2 separate regions of the Mus musculus genome follow, and region 1 is linked to region 2. The links are chromatin loops, found by intact Hi-C in ENCODE. Cell type or tissue: gastrocnemius. All regions are shown on one strand. Links, peaks and the distances in the headings refer to the core of each region. The heading gives the core; the rest is flanking DNA.

The links. Peaks named below come from ENCODE experiments on the same cell type or tissue, not always from the same donor. Only the 100,000 strongest peaks of a DNase experiment are listed, where the experiment ranks them.
Region 1: it touches region 2 in a loop (4-fold over the local background); 4 of 42 quality-filtered maps call a loop at or near these places.

Annotation. Positions count from the first base shown.
Region 1 is chrX:76,561,762-76,570,013 of GRCm38, forward strand. No RefSeq gene overlaps it. Among named protein-coding and RNA genes, the nearest start is that of Cldn34d, 37 kb to the right of the region's middle. In gastrocnemius, for the core only: no CTCF peak of the experiment used is centred there; no DNase peak of the experiment used is centred there.
Region 2 is chrX:76,623,835-76,632,086 of GRCm38, forward strand. It overlaps the pseudogene Gm14716. Among named protein-coding and RNA genes, the nearest start is that of Cldn34d, 25 kb to the left of the region's middle. In gastrocnemius, for the core only: no CTCF peak of the experiment used is centred there; a DNase peak (open chromatin) is centred at 3,832.

The DNA of each region.
Region 1 (8,252 bases), core at 1,068-6,067, 62 kb before region 2:
AAAAGTAACTGTTGCTTCCTGTTTTTTTTTTTTTTTTTTTTTTTTTTTGCTGGAGTTAGAATTCTTTTCACGTGGCTATTTTCCTTAGGGTTGTTGAAAGATTGCTTTCTTGCTTTTTCTCGAGTTTAGTTTCCCTCTTTGTGTTGAAGTTTTCCCTTTATAATCCTTTGAAGGGCTAGATTTGTAGAAAGATATTGTGTAAATTTGATTTTGTCATGGAATACCTTGGTTTCTCCATCTATTGTAATTGAGAGTTTTGCTGGATATCGTATCCTGAGCAGGCATTGTGTTCTCTTAGTGTATGTATGACAGCTGCCCAGGTTCTTCTGGCTTTCATAGTCTCTGGGGAGAAGTCTGGTGTAATTCTGATAGGTCTGCCTTTATGTTACTTGACCTTTTTCCCTTACTGGTTTTAATATTCTTTTTTTGTTTGTTTGTTTTTGTTTTGTGCATTTGGTGTTTTGATTATTATGGGACAGGAGGAATTTCTTTTCTGGTCCAAACCATTTGGAGTTCTGTAGACTTTTTGTGTGTTCGTGGTCATCTCTTACTTTAGGTTGAGGAAGTTTTCTTCTATAATTTTGTTGAAGATATTTACTGGCCCTTTAAGTTGGAAATCTTCCTTCTCATCTATACCAATTATCCTTAGGTTTGGTCTTCTAATTGTGTCCTTGATTTCCTGGATGTTTTGGGTTACGATTGTTTTGCATTTCACATTGACTTTGATTGTTGTGTCAATGTTTTCTATGGTATCTTCTGCACCTGCGATTCTCTCTTCTATTGCTTGTCTTCTGTTGGTTATGCTCTTGACTTCTTTCCTAGGTTTTATATTTTCAGAGTGGTCTCCCTTTCTGATTTCTTTATTGTTTTTACTTCTATTTTTAGATCCTGGATGGTTCTGTTCAATTCTTTCACCTGACTTTGTGTGTTCTCCTGTATCTTTATGGGAGTTATTTATTTCTTTTCCTATAATCTTCCATCATCTTCATGAGAAGTGACTTTAGATTCATATCTTGTTTTTCAGGTGTGATGGTGTATCCAGGACTTGCTATGGAGGGAGAGTTTGGTTCTGATGATGCCAAGTAACTTTGGTATCTGAGAGATGGAGAAGAGAGAGTGGGACGGAGGATAGGAGAAGATTGAAGAAGGAGAAGATGGAGGTGACCCACATGGTCTGGAGATAACTCAAGTATCTAGGGTTTATGCAGATGGGCCATAGAATAATGTAGGGTACCTTTGCCCAATCTAGGTGTGTAGCTTGCATTTACATCAATTGAGTTTTGTTTTCTTTCTCTGGGCATTTTGGGGTTGAAGATTTACTCTTATAAATCTGGTTGGTTATTACAAGTCTTTGGTGTAATCATTTTACACGGCCAAGGAGATCAGAATCAGTGGTAGTTGTCTTTCTACAGGTTTGCCACAGGGGACACATGGCCTATGAATTGTGAGCAGCATTGTAGCAGCCAACCTCAAAAACAAGGTCAAAAAGTCTGCTTGGGGCTGAGCACTGGGTGGTTCATAAGACCACTGATGCTAACAATTAGCAGGTTTAGCATGGATGGTGGTGTTTGTTTGTTTATTTATAAAAATACACACTTCACACCAAAAACCCAGTCTTTTATTTTACATATGAATTCAGTCTTTACCCTAGGTTCCCTTTTTCTTGTCCGATAAATCAGTATCTCATGACCCCAACTACATGATTCTTAGAAAAAGACAGCACCACAAGCACAAACAATAAAATATCTAGGTGGGAACACCACCCTAAAATTACTATTCCAACCAGGCCTGTACTTAAATTGGCTCTGTTCTAGGCTGACCTTGAACTCAGGAATCATGCCTCTGTAAGCAGAAACAAAAATCTTAGTTAAGTGGGATCTTGCCTTATAATCACCATGCCCTAAATCTCCTTCTTTAGTATCTTTCTGAGGAGCTGGATCATAATACAGATGTGTCTGTTCTCTGACACTGATCTATGACACGTCTTATACAATTGATATTTCATCCTTATATTTTGTATAATTTAAAAATAATATATTTTTGATCTCATGTTTTAAGCATTCTTTCCCACAGCCTTAAGGGCTGTTCGAAGGTCACAATTTTCAATCATTTTGCTGAGGTATAGACAAACCCTTGCCTCCTGGACTCATGTTGCCTCTGATTATCACAGAGTATGCTATTATACAAACAATATTTATGACCATAGCAACAATCAACACATATGGAGGCATACATGCTGCTGGTTCTGTTCTAGGGGTGGAAAACCATGTCATACTGTCCCTCCTATGGCCATGTTAGACTAAGCAATTATGTGCCATTTTAAGTAGTAGTTCTATAATGTATACCTGTAAATATACATAACTACTATACCTACAAACTAGACTCGCTGTCTTCAGAAGGCTGTGAACATTAGCACATTCACTCTTTAGACTACAGTTTATCTCTACTTATAAACAGGACATAGGCACTCATTTATGTAAAGTCATATACAAAACAGGGAGTTAGGAAGTGATAGGCACCTTACATGAAGGTGTTTGTTCAGGGGGTTTGACTGGTTTTCCTTTAGCCAAGTGACATGCTTTAGCCATTTAAATGTCAGTGTGACATGACTAAAGCTATGACAAGCAACAATTATTTTATTTATTAATTCACTATTTACTTAATATTATGTTAATGAATATTCTGCTTAGGTCAGAAGGCATCAGATCTTTTGGAACTGAAGTTACATATGGCTGTGTGTCATCATTCCCAGAAGCTATGTTGCTTTGGCCAGGAAGGTGGCTGGTTGTCTGGAGCCGAAAATGGCGCCGCCTCAGAAGGTCTCTGGCTCTCACCTGTCCCAGAAACTGCTGGCCTCTGTATTCCACACCCTCACCCATGCAGCCTGCCCTCCGCAGAGTCCCGGAGCCAAGGTGGCTCCCGCAGAGCCTGAGGCAGAAACCTCTCGACCCCGGGCGGACCCCTGTGCTCTCACCAGGAAGGTGGTCGGTTGTTTGGAGCCGAAGATGGCGCCGCCTCAGACGCAATGTGTTCTTTGAGCTTTATTTAAATTTCTTTAATGAATGTGGCTGCTCTTTTATTTGGAGCATAGATATTCAGAATTGAGAGTTCATTTTGGTAGATTTTACCTTTGATGAGTATGAAGTGCCCTTCCTTGTCTTTTTTGATAACTTTGGGTAGGAAGTCAATTTTATTCGATATTAGAATGGCTACTCCAGCCTGTTTCTTCAGACCATTTGCTTGGAAAATTGTTTTCTAGCCTTTCAATCTGAGGTAGTGTCTGTCCTTTTCCCTGAGGTGGGTTTCCTGTAAGCAGCAGAATGTTGGGTCCTGTTTTTATAGCCAGTCTATTAGTCTATGTCTTTTTACTGGGGAATTGAATCCATTGATGTTATAGAAATTAAAGAAAAGTAATTGTTGCTTCCTTATATTTTTGTTGTTAGAGTTGGGATTCTGTTCTTGCAGCTGTCTTCTTTTAGGTTTGTTGAAGGATTACTTTCTTGCTTTTTCTAGGGTTCTGTTTCCATTCTTGTGTTGGAGTTTCCCTTTATTATCCTTTGAAGGGCTGGATTTCCCGAAAGATATTGTTTGAATTTGGTTATATCCTGGAATACTTTGGTTTCTCCATCTATGGTAATTGAGAGTTTGGCTGGGTATAGTAGCCTGGGCTGGCATTTTTGTTCACTTAGGGTCTGCATAATATCTGTTCAGGATCTTCTGCTGTTCATAGTCTCTGGTGAGAAGTTTGGTGTAATTCTGATAGGCCTGCCTTTATATATTACTTAACCTTTTTCTTTTATTGCTATTAATACTTTATCTTTATTTAGTGCATTTGTTGTTCTGATTATTATGTGTGGGAGGAATTTCTTTTCTGGTCCAGTCTATTTGTATTTCTGTAGGCTTCTTGTATATTCATGGGCATCTCTTTCTTTAGTTTTGAAAAGTTTTCTTCTATAATTTTGTTGAAGATATTTGCTGGCCCTTTAAGTTGAAAATCTTCATTCTCATCTACTCCTATTATCCATAGGTTTGGTGTTCTCATTGTGTCCTGGATTTCCTGGATGTTTTGAATGAGGATCTTTTTGCATTTTGCATTTTCTTTGATTTTTGTGTCCATGTTCTGTATGGAATCTTCTGCACCTGAGATTCTCTCTTCTATCTCTTTTATTCTGTTGCTGATGCTTGCATCTATGGTTCCAGATTTCTTTCCTAGGTTTTATATCTCCAGCATTGTCTCACTTTGGGTTTTCTTTATAGTGTCTACTTCCCTTTTTTAGGTCTTGGATGGTTTTGTTCAATTCCATCACCTGTTTTGTTGTGTTTTCCTGTATTTCTTTAAGGACTTTTACCTCTTTAGCAGTGTTCTCCTGTATTTCTTTAAGTGAGTTATTAAAATCCTTCTTGATGTCCTCTACCATCATCATGAGATATGCTTTTAAATCCAGGTCTAGCTTTTCGGGTATGTTGGGGTATCCAGGACTGGCTGAGGTGGGAGTGCTGGGTTCTGATAATGGTGAGTGGTCTTGGTTTCTGTTAGTAAGATTCTTTTGTTTGCCTTTTGCCACCTGGTAATCTCTGAAGATAGTTGTTATAGTTGTCTGTGGTTGGAGCTTGTTCCTCTTGTGATTCTGTTAGCCTCTGTCGGCAGACTTGGGAGTCTAGCTCTGTCCTGAGTCTCAGTGGTCAAAGTACTCTCTGCAGTCAATCTCTCCTCTTGCAGAGAAGGTGCACAGATATCTGGCGTTTGGACCTGCCTCATGGTTGAAGATGAAGGCCAGAAACAGGGCCTGTCCCAGAAGCTGTGTAGCTTCTGTAGTCCACACTCTCACCTGCACAGACTAATCTCTAAATGATCCAAGTCCCAAGATGGCTCCCCAATCGGCTCCAGCAGAGCCCTCCATGGCAGACACCTCTTCTCTGGCAGGAAAGAAGCTCGGATGTCTGGAGCTCATAATTGGGTCTCTCCCAGAAGCTGTGTTGCTTCTGCCTGTCCCAGAAGTTGTGTAGTTTCTGTAGTCCACACTCTAACCTGTGCAGACTAGTCTCTGAGGGATCCGGGACCCAAGATGGCTCTCCCACCTGCTCCTTGCTGATAATATTTTATCTCTTGGTTCTTAGACATCTGCTGAGTCACAGATGTTATGTAGATTGAAGGATGTAAAGGATATAAATTGTAGATGTAAAGGATGTTATGTAGATTGAATAAGAGTGCCCTATAGGGGCAAATATTAATATTTAGTCTTTAGTTGGTGGAGAAGTTTGGTTAGGTTTAGAAGGCATGGCCTTGTTAGAAAAAGATGGTACTGGAGATTACTTTTGAGTTTACTAAGCCATATGTTATTCTCAGTTCTCTCTCTGATTCTGTCTCTCTCCATCTCTTTCTCTCCCTGTATCTATCAGTCTCTGTCTGTGTTTCTGTCTCTCCCTGTTTGTCTCTCTGTATGTCTCTTTCTGTCTCTCTTTCTGTCTCTCTCTCTCTGTCTCTCTGTCTCTCTCTCTCTCTCTCTCTTTCTCCCTTTGTGTTTGCAGTTCTCAATATAATTTCTCAGGTTGTTACTCTAATTACTATGCATGCTTGTCTGCTGCTACTTCTTCACCATGGTAGACTCTTATCCCCCTTGAACTGAAAGCCCAAATAAACCTTCTATAGGCTACCTTTGGTCACAGAAATAGAAAAGTAATCTAGAAAGATGATCCATTACCCATATGTAATGAATATAGAAGATCAATTCTTGGGCTATTTTCTTTTAGGAGGACCTGTGACACTTCAGTAACTTTTTTAGTCATGGTATGTATTGCTTTTCTCTAGCACTGATAGTGGCCACAAAATTAAATAGACTTTTGAAGATGTCACCCAGAAACATTAGTATTTAATAGTACTTACCCAAATTAGTGCCTGTCTAGTTAGTAGTGACTGTCAACTTGCCACAGCCTTATCACTGAAAAAAGTCTCACTTGAGTAAATGTCTTTATCAGATTGATCAGTGGACATATCAGAGAGGAATTGTCTTGATTATTAATTGATGCAAGATAGTGTAGCCCAATTTAGTTGACACCTTCTCTAGGCAGGTTGTTCTAGGCTGTATTAGAAAATTGGATAGGGATGAGGTTTTATTTAGCCAGTAAGGGACCAGGCAAGCAATGTTCTTCTAGGGCACCTTCCTTGAGTTCCTAATCTGAACACTCTCAGCGATGGACTTGAAGTGTAATCCAAATAAACTCTTTGATCTCCAAGTTGTTTTTGGTGACAGTGTTTTATACAGCAAAACAAAAAAATCTGGTAGCAAGAAGATGATGGTGTTGTTGTGATAGACTTAACAAACAATATGAGTGTTTGGTCTATTTTCTTGGAGGATTATAGAAAATTTAAGAGATTTGAGCTGAAAGCTGTTGAATACTTGGGGTTTTAATGAATTGTTGTTGTTGTTGTTGTTGTTAGAATTTTGAAGGTCAGAGTGCTAAGTTAAAGGTGACCTACATATCAGTCACCCAGTCTATCACCCTTTCTGGCACTGACAATATAGAGTCTAACCCAGAACTCTTGGTGGGTCACCAAGGCCAATTCCCTTGCCTGCCTGCTTATTGGTTACCCCAACCACCACCCCACCTGACAAAGGCAGCATACATTGAAGTTCCAAAACATGGAGGAATAAAGCTGGTTCTTGAACGTGCCATGCTTATTAGACAGATTTCATTGTGCTAGAAGAAGATATACATACTATTAGAGTAAAAAGGTAACCATCAATCTTTCCATCTGTGAATCCTGTAAGCTACAGTAACAACTGGCTAAGAAATATATACATATGTAATAGTTGTATGAATGTAATATGAGTAAGGAAACCTTTTTTTCTCAGATCTAAGGCCTATTTCATGAGCTAAAACCCATCCCTGGCACTGTTAATGGGGCCAAGATCCTCTACCTAAATAAGTTCTAGGGGAGAACATAATATTTTTATTTTGCTAAATTGACATATTACTAAAATAACTCCTAATCACCTAAAAATATACACATAGAGCCATGAATATATCAAACATCATCAGAGCATGCTTCCTATAGTAGCTGGAAAATCACTTGGAGTTTCAAGTGTCCAATGTTCAGAAAATGAGAGACTATAGATTGTTCATACCAAATTGGATTATAACACACACACACACACACACACACACACACACACACACACACAAGCACACCAGGGTTATGGGATCATCACAGGAGAAGTGATGCAAAGATTTTTAAGAGCCAGAATAGGTAGATAACTTAAAAAATATTTTTTCCAGACACAACAGAACAATTGCATATTTAAAATCACAGTGATTGTGACAGGATATAAAATACTCAAATAAACTCAAGTCAATACACAAGCTCACCATATCAGGGAAAAAGTTGTCAAGAAATCCTACATCTACCTGAGAAGCTATTGGAAAATTTTAGCTCTTACAGGAACATAGTCATTTTTTTGGTTAATATTATGATCCCCGTTGTTAAATCAACAACACTTCTAATAGTAGTTGAGAAAGACAAAATGAACTTAAATGGGAAAAAAAAGAAGAAAACTTAAATTTGGTTGCCTTCTGGATAAAAGAAGCAAAGGTAATTCTCATACATGCTTTTAGTCTTTGGACCCGGACTAGAGGCAGCTTACACCTGAGAATCGGTTTAAGAAAAACAATTCTCTCTGACTATCTGGGGATGCTTTGGCAAAAGAGAAGGAAAATGAATGTAAACTGTTTCAGACCTCTCCTAGGGACAAGAGGAGGTCAGGAGACGTCCTGCCTCCTCTCTGTTACCTACTGGAGGAATGTTTTGTTCTGGGACTCTTTGGTAGGATATCTGGGTCCCTTTGGGACATCTAATTTTCTTCTCTCTCTGTCTATTGTCTGTCCTTGGTGCACCAATCTGTCCATGTCCATCAAAACTGTTTTATATTAAGTTCATGTTTTCATTTGGTGTTTTGTTGCTCTGTGTTTCATGTTCAAAAGAAAAAAAAATGGTTAATATTTTATCTGCTGGTTGTTCAGCCGTTGATTTAGTTTTAATTCACTTAAAAGAAAGAGAAAAAGAAAAATAAATAAAAAACAGTCTCAAATGGCCTTTGTTGCCCCATTAGTTAGGAGCCTAACACAGCTGGAGAAGCCTTGCCAGGAGCTTCTCTGAAAATCCACTCTTAAAGGGGCCAGCATCTTCTCAAGGTCTATTGAGGTGCTTGTGATTATTGGGTTCAGCAGGTGACAAGGAGCTCCTCTCTTGAAAT
Region 2 (8,252 bases), core at 1,478-6,477:
GAGAACTGGGCTAAAAGCTGAAGCCAACTACCCTAGCTCCCTATATCTTCTGAAAGACAAGCTGTAGAATAGTGGTTCTTCTGCCACCCCATTAGGGGTCATATATCAGATATCCTGCATAACAGATATTTACATTATGACTCATAGTTGCAGAAATCTTACAGTGATTAAGTATCAATCAAAATAATTGTATGGTTATGGACTAATTTTTTTAGGAACTTCATTAAAGGGCTTCAGCATTAGAAAGGATGAAAACCACTGCTGAAGAAGATCCTGACCTAGAGATTAAAAAGAAAACATTGATTTGTTGAGGCAGGGAGGAGTAAGAGATTGTGAAATAAACTAAGACCATAGTGGTTTCTTGGAGATCCCAAAGAGATGGTCAGTGTCATTGTCCATGCCAGACACAGCAGGTTACAACTAGACTGTGGTATTTCTTCTTTGTTTTCTTTTTAATCACTGCTGCTTCTATGCATATTCATCCAAAGTAAAGATACTGTGCTTTAATGCTTGCTGCTGTACACCAACGAAATGTGTACATCTAGGTTCATTCCATCATTGCAATATTTTCCAATTCACTTAGATTGGGATCAAGATGTGGTCTTACAGATGATGATGATGTGTTTGAGGGTGATAGCCATCAGACAGGATGGCTGGAGGTGGGCACAGTTGGCAAGAAGTGTCAGCATCCAAGAGGAGATGGGTACTATCTTGTCAGTAGTTGTGTCTGTACTTGTGCCATGGTAACACAGAGGATTAAGTTGGAACCATATGGATTGTAGTAGAAAAAAGATAAAGAATGGATAATGAATGAGAAATTAGTAGGAAGGCAGGATAAGCAATTAAGAGAGTTGCATGGGGTAATCGGTATTTTCACAATCCTTTGGGAAGAAGCAAGAATATCAAAGGCAGGATGTGACTGCAAGAAGTAAGCTGTGTATGGAGTTGAGGAGTGTTGGGGCCGGCCTGTGGCTCTCATGTCCAGGTTCAAGCCTGGGAGGCATCTTGGAGCTGAAAGAGAAGAGGGAATCTAGGTGGGTAGAGAAATAATGGAACCAAGACAAGCTAGTCTGCTCAAGGTTCAAATGTTTAATAATAAAATCTGCGCTTAAAAAGAGAAGCCCATCCCTAGTCATGCCAAGTTTCTTGATGTAGATATGAAGTTGTCAGAAGAGCCTTTTAGCAGAAACTAGCCAAATTCACAGTTTGCAGTTAACTCCGGAAAGTCTTGGAGAACCGGTTTGGCCTCAGGGCAGGTGGTAGGCAGCATAACATCAAAGGAGAGTGATGGGAAGCAGCACAGCAGGTGGCCCCGCCTCAGTGGCTTATGGTCTGAACCAGCCTATCTAGGCTGAAGGTGGTTACATTTGCCCCCTTTAAATAATAGTAAACAAAACTGGACTGAGGCATAAAATTTATTTATGCTCTATAGTCCTGCCTGGGAGTTATGGTGGCTGGCAGCTGTGCCTGCCTTAGGATCTCAGATTTTCCCGAACCATCCAATTCCGTCTTGGAGGCTATGTGCAGCTAGTTTTTGTTTATTACACACAAAACATGGCTCTGTGATGTATTATCAACAGCCTCGGCCTTTTGGAATGTACCTCTGTCTTAGATTGGTATGGCTCCAAAATCTGGTTGCCCATCATTGACTAACCCACCCTCAAAGCACACCTTAATCCCAAATCAGACAAAGGCCACAATATGTACTTAAAATGCTTCTTGATGAAGATTAATAACTGCCACCTGCACTGTTGGAGGTGAAGCTTTACATCTGCTGCAGTCAGGCTGAATGGAGTGGCTGACCTGCTTGAGAAACAAAGGTGGGGTAGTGAAAAACAACAGTATAAAAGCTTCTTTGTGGAAGCCCAGGTACTTTATTCAGTTTCAAATTAGAAACGATCAAACTCTGGCCTCCCAGTGAGTGTGGGGGAGCTGGCTTTGAGAATTAGCAGAAAAGCCAGAGATTCTGTGGAAGTGGAGGCTGTGCTCCAAATTAACTGTGCTACGTAACTAAGAATTTTAACTAGCTTCAATAGGAATCTCTAATATTGGAATTATTACTAGGCCAGTCTAAGATTGAGTTAGAATAACTAGTCACAATGAGGGAAAGAGAAGGATCACTATGACTCTTGTTATATGACTAATCTAAGTCAGATTACACAGTCTCTGATGTTCTTTTTACCATAAGGTTAAAAAACTTGAAGCAAGGCAGCTTTGCTTGTCCAAACTGGAAAAATGGCAAGCAAGGATGGGTCGAAAACATGTACCCAATTCAGCTTCCTTGTCACTAAAGTCAGGGCACTGAGCGACCTTACCTCTCAGCTTGTCACACGAATTAGCCATCATGCTTCTGCAGCGTTCTGTGAAGAAAACCTATGCTTTTCCCTTTCTTAATAAGGTAACTATTCAGGATCAAGCCATATGCCAATAAGTAGATCCTTTTAAGATACTATAAGGTATTTATTAAATTCTTTGACATCCAAATTTCAAAATTCTAAAATAAAAGTATGATTTAAATAATGTGCACGGGAATACACTAAATAATATGTACAAGGATATAATTTCCCCCTTCTTTGTCTTTTAAGAATCTAGAGTTTTAAAGTTCCACAATACCTTGTCCTTGAGAATTAATTAGTAATATGTTGACAAAACATCTCAAATACTTGACTGTTATAGTCAGTATTAATGTAACATGGGCAGTGACTAATTGCACTTTCAATTGTTTCTCTTGAAGAGCAGTTGTAACTAGAATGCTTGAAAAGTTGTTTATAGTTACATGTGTCTAATTTATTTATTTATTAACTCATAAATAAGAGCATTTATTTGCAGCAGTTTATAAAGTATAAGTCCTTAAGAATTAACACTATTATGTGGAAACAAGTAGTAACTGAGGACACTAAGAGCAACGAATTTTTTACGATTTGACATGCACAATTTCCAAGAATACTAAATTATTATCTTAAACCATAACTGTTTTGAATATATAAATAACGATATTATATATCCAATCTATATTATATGTAGGTCCTATAGATTGCCTGAGATATAAATCTAGCATTTTTACTTATGAGTTGTATATGCATAAGCAATTGCAAATTTGAGAATTAATAGCATCCAAGGGACAAACAATCTTAAGCAATTGTGAGCTCTGAGATATATTGCCTATTAATATACAAATTAAGGTTTGCTTGTTCAGCATTTTTAAATACCATCCACAGCACACAACTTAATTATCTGTGCTGAAACAGGGGGAAGCTGAAAAGAATAAGCGTGTGATCTAATTCACATTTACTTATTTCTCATAGAGGGGTTGTTTTTAAACAGAGTAAATGGAATGCATGCATGCATGAATTTATAGAAGATACAGAAGCATGCATAAAAACAATTTTTAACTTACCTTTGGGTTATTGATTGTCAATTTTATTCAAAATGATGGTATGCATTAGATCAATTATAAATATTCTGTAATAACCAATTTAATTGCTGTTTTGAACAAGGAACAGACACTTAGGCTGTTAAGACACAATTTTTGTTATAAGTTTTCTAAAATACACGAATATATCTTACAATTTGTTATTAGCACCATAGCAGTTTTAATAGCATGCTGAAACTGTGCTTTGAGGTGAGCGCCACCTTGGCCGCACCTACCCTTGGCCTTTCTCTCAGGTGGAAGGGGATGAAGGCAGCCCAATCTGTTGTAGGCTAGAAAGCCCAAGCGAGGGCGGCAGAGCACCCCGAGTCTTAGTGGGAAATATACGGCTACCCTGGCAGGGACGGGAGGAGTCTCATGGGGGCAATGGCAAGCTCGGCCCTCCCCTGAGTTCGCTCCAAAGCCACCTGCTTTCTGGCAGCCTCCCACGCCACCATGCTCAGGGAAAGCTGCATGTCCCAAGGCCCCACCCTGCAGAAGCCAGTAGCCTGCTGGCCGGGAGGATAAGAATAATGTCTTCTCTTGCCAAAAATACAGAAAATAAAAGGGGTAAGAAGTCACAGCAGGCAAAGTACCTTGAAGTTACCTGACATGAAACAAACAAACAAAAAAAAAATGACTTCAAAAGGATGTACAGGAACCAGATAAATGTTTACAGTAAGGATAAAGCTGCTCCGCTTAGGGTCAGCTTAATGACAGCTAAGGATTTCACACATTTAGTCACAATGCAGCCTGATAAAGAATTGCTGTGGGCACATTTAATAACCATTAACTAAAATGGGCAGCTAATATTTAATTACCATTGATTATAATTGAGAACAATTATAAAAGCTTTCATTTTCTGCAAAGCCTTCTGTAGTAAACTAAAACCCTAGATATTAAAAAAGATATTACCTCAGAATCTTTTCTGGAGCAACAGTTACTTTAAACCTATAATAACTTTACATGAAGTAGGCAAGCCAGATTGTAATGCCTTTATTTTTTTAAGATTTATTTATTTATTATATGTTAGTACACTGTAGCTGTCTTCAGACACTTCAAAAGACGGAGTCAGATCTTGTTACGAATGGTTGTGAGCCACCATGTGGTTGCTGGGATTTGAAATCCAGACCTTCGGATGAGCAGTCGGGTGCTCTTATCCACTGAGCCACCTCACCAGCCCTGTAATGCCTTTATAAATTCTATAGTCTGATTGACCCTTTATAAACTTTGAATTTTAACTTTATTAAAACAGCATTTGGCTAGATCTGCAAAAGTGCTCTTTTAGCTAAAAGAAAATTCCCCTGGAGGCAAGGAGAGGCAATTTTCAAGAACTTCCTTAGGCACACCGTTTTCAAAACAAAAGAAAGTCACACAAACCTTGCTGAGGCTTCCCTGAGCTTTGTATGGCAGTATAGCCACAGAGAGCTGTTTTAGTGCTCTCATAAGATAATTACTCTTGTAATTATCTTAATTAACAGTATATGGGTGAGTATAAAATCTTAAATTTGCCATCAAACTGCCAGCTGCAGTTAAAGGAACACTGGCAATTTTTAACCATGATTTTTAAGTTTCTTATGCAACATTAGAATAATATCTACAGCCTTGGGAAAGCAATACCCAATTTCAAAGCAATATATCACTTTAGAATCAGCATTAAATCTTCACAACCACATTGCAAGATTTGGCTGCCAACTTATACCTATGAATGCATGACAGTGCAAGCTTTAATGATTCATTAAAGAGACATTGCTTTAAATTTATCTAATTCTACTTTCTGGGATAAAAATCACATTAAATATTATCTCAGCTAGAAGAATCTTAGGAGGCCCAGTTTTTTGGCCCGTTTATGCCATGTGTTTGACAAGACTCTTGAGTTGCCAACTTAAGGCTAACCTTCTGTTACCAATGTTACAATTATTTAATCCTAACCAATAACTTATGAGCTGATACCAAATGAATTGGCTACACTTAGACCAATCAGAGAATTTTATTTTTTCTGGCTATAATTATAAAATATAAAGCACTTTGTCATTAGCTAAATGCAATAATCACGATTGTAGAGAAATTTTCTTAGGAAAAAAAATACCTATCAGCTTTTTCGACCCCAAACCATGAAGCTGCAGATTCCCTTTCTTAAAAAACAGTTTTTCCAGCAGGAGCCCTCCTGCTGTACCTGATTCTCAGTCAAAGTGTCAGCCACTCTCGGCTTTGCTATACCAGCAGAGAAATTTTTAGCCATCTTTTATTTTTCCAACATGAAACACAAAACATTCAGTCATTCAGATGACTAGACAAGAACACACATGAATTGAACATGTGAACAGACCAGTGCACCAGACATTAGACACTAGACAACACAGAGAGCAGAGAGCTACTACTGTAAGGGCTAGAGAGAAAAAGGCAGGGTGTCCCCTAACATTTCTCTCTGCCTCTGGAACATTTTCCTCCCACCTGATGCAGTTTCCAACAGCAGCCAATCTGCCTGATTATTTAATCCCGTTTATTAAACCCTTTTATTTCTCTCACCTAAAAAGCAGCTTCTGGAAGCTGCAGCCGACTGCCTGTTATGTTCCTAGATCCTGATATCACTGATGAATCTGAGTGGATCCAGATCAGACCATACCACACCTTAGCAACCTTTTGCCCGTTGCTTCTCCAGGTTCCTGTATGAATTTTCTATCTCTATACCAGCAGTGTTTCTTCCAGCATCCTCAGCTATTCCCAGGTCCTGTGTTAGTTTTCCAAATTGTTGGGGCCGGCCTGCAGCTCTCATGTCCAGGTTCGAGCCTGGGAGGCATCTTGGAGCTGAAAGAGAAGAGGGAATCTAGGTGGGTAGAGAAATAATAGAACCAAGACAAGCTAGTCTGCTCAAGGTTCAAATGTTTAATAATAAAATTTGTGTTTATAAAGAGGGAAGCCCATCCCTAGTCACGCCAAGTTTCTTGATATAGAGATGTGAAATTTTCAGAACAGTCTATCTTGGAGAACCAGTTCAGCCTCAGGACAGGTGGCAGGCAGTATAACATCAAAGGAGAGTGATGAGAAGCAGCACAGCAGGTGGCCCTGCCTCAGAGGCATATGGTCTGAACCAGCCTATCTAGGCTAAAGGAGGTTACATAGGAGGCTCAGATATCTAGGAATGTTGTATAAAGCCTAGTGTAGCGGGAACTCACATGCTTTCTTTTATAACAGGAAGGAAGTCTATGCAAGTCCCCATATGTCTCAGGCCCAGATGCAGACTCCTGGGCAGTAAGCAACTCATATCCATGCCAAATATGAATTTCAGTGTCTCCTATGTTTCCTTTTTCTAACAAGTAATGAGCTCAGAATTCCTAAGTGACACTGGAGCTTACAGACACAGATCATCATTAGTCATCAGGACCTTGGCTCTCCAGGACACCAAAGAGTGCAGGAAACCACTACACTGTTCTTTAGGAAATATAGTAGGCTGGTTCACAAGCATGCTAAGAAAACCATGAGGATCTATTGAGTGCATGAGCAATTAAAATCCACTTTAGTGCAGTATTGCCTTAAAAAAAATTCCAGCAGTTATCTGCCACAAGGTTGTGACACAATAACTTAGCTGTTTCTAGGCAGAGGTGTGATCCCCAGCCTGAGACACAGTATCTGCCCAAAGGATCAAAAGCACAAGAGGGTCCTCATTTGCATTGAATAAAGATACTCCATTATGGAAATAGTACCTCCACTGTGCACTAGAACCACGAATGCAATAACACTAAAGAAACCCCATTCCTAGCTATAATATAGGTCAGAAACCTCAGAACTAATACAATAGAACCTGAGGCAGAAGATGTGCACAAGTGCCTGACTTCATATTGGCAAATTTTAGACTTTTGCATTTGTTCAAGATCCTCAGCTCTCATCCTATCCCCAGCGTCAATGGTGAAGCACAGGGAAGTTAGGATGCAAAAGGTATACTGATATTGTATCCATGCTGCAGCCAATGTTCTACAGAACAAAGAATGTAGAAGGAAGGGAGCTGCAGCATGCAATAAAATCATTTGCCTCAAAAATCAACTCTGGCTCTGCTGCAAGTCTGCTGATGCCAAGAGGGTCTCTAGGCACCCCTGGACTGAGGGGCTTCAGCTTAACAACCAGGGTGTCATTTGTTGCCTACAGTGGCCTGAAGACTCGGCTACAGAGCCACACTCTGAGTAGCAGGAAGAAAAAATTAGTAGATAATCTTGAAAGTATAAAAGAAATATGGGCTCATGAAACAGAACTTCCAGATAATTTGCCCCTCAAAGATAATCAACAAAGGACTGTGAATAATTTTTGAAAGCCTTTTTGAGGAAGCAGAGAAGGTTAGTGCCAAATGCTTGTCCACTAAACAGAAGAAACAGGGAGATGTAAATATAAAATTGTGGGAATATGGACTCAAAGATTATTTTAGAAGTTACTCTGACTTCTAAAGTGCAAGACAGCAGTTTCAGAAATCCATCAAAAGGGGGTGGAGAATACCTTCAGAATTATGAAAAATTGTTGATACAAAGGATGTAGAGTTAAAGTCAAAGATCAAAAAAAAAATAATACTCTATGCCCTTGTCAGGTCAGGGTCACAGACTAGGAAGTGCTAAATCTAAAATAATTTCTAAAGCAAAGAGTGTCAAAATTGAAAATAAAAGTACTTAGCTATTTTACTGAGCAATTTAGAACCAATCACTGGTATCTATATCAGGTTAGTGAATGGACAAAGGACTGTCTAAATATTAATTTCTCATAAGGTGAGCCACATCAAAGTCTTCATTTAAACATAACATTGATCTCATGAAGCCATCCCATTGCCTTGGCAACAGCTTTTCCTTTCCTTGGATTTCTA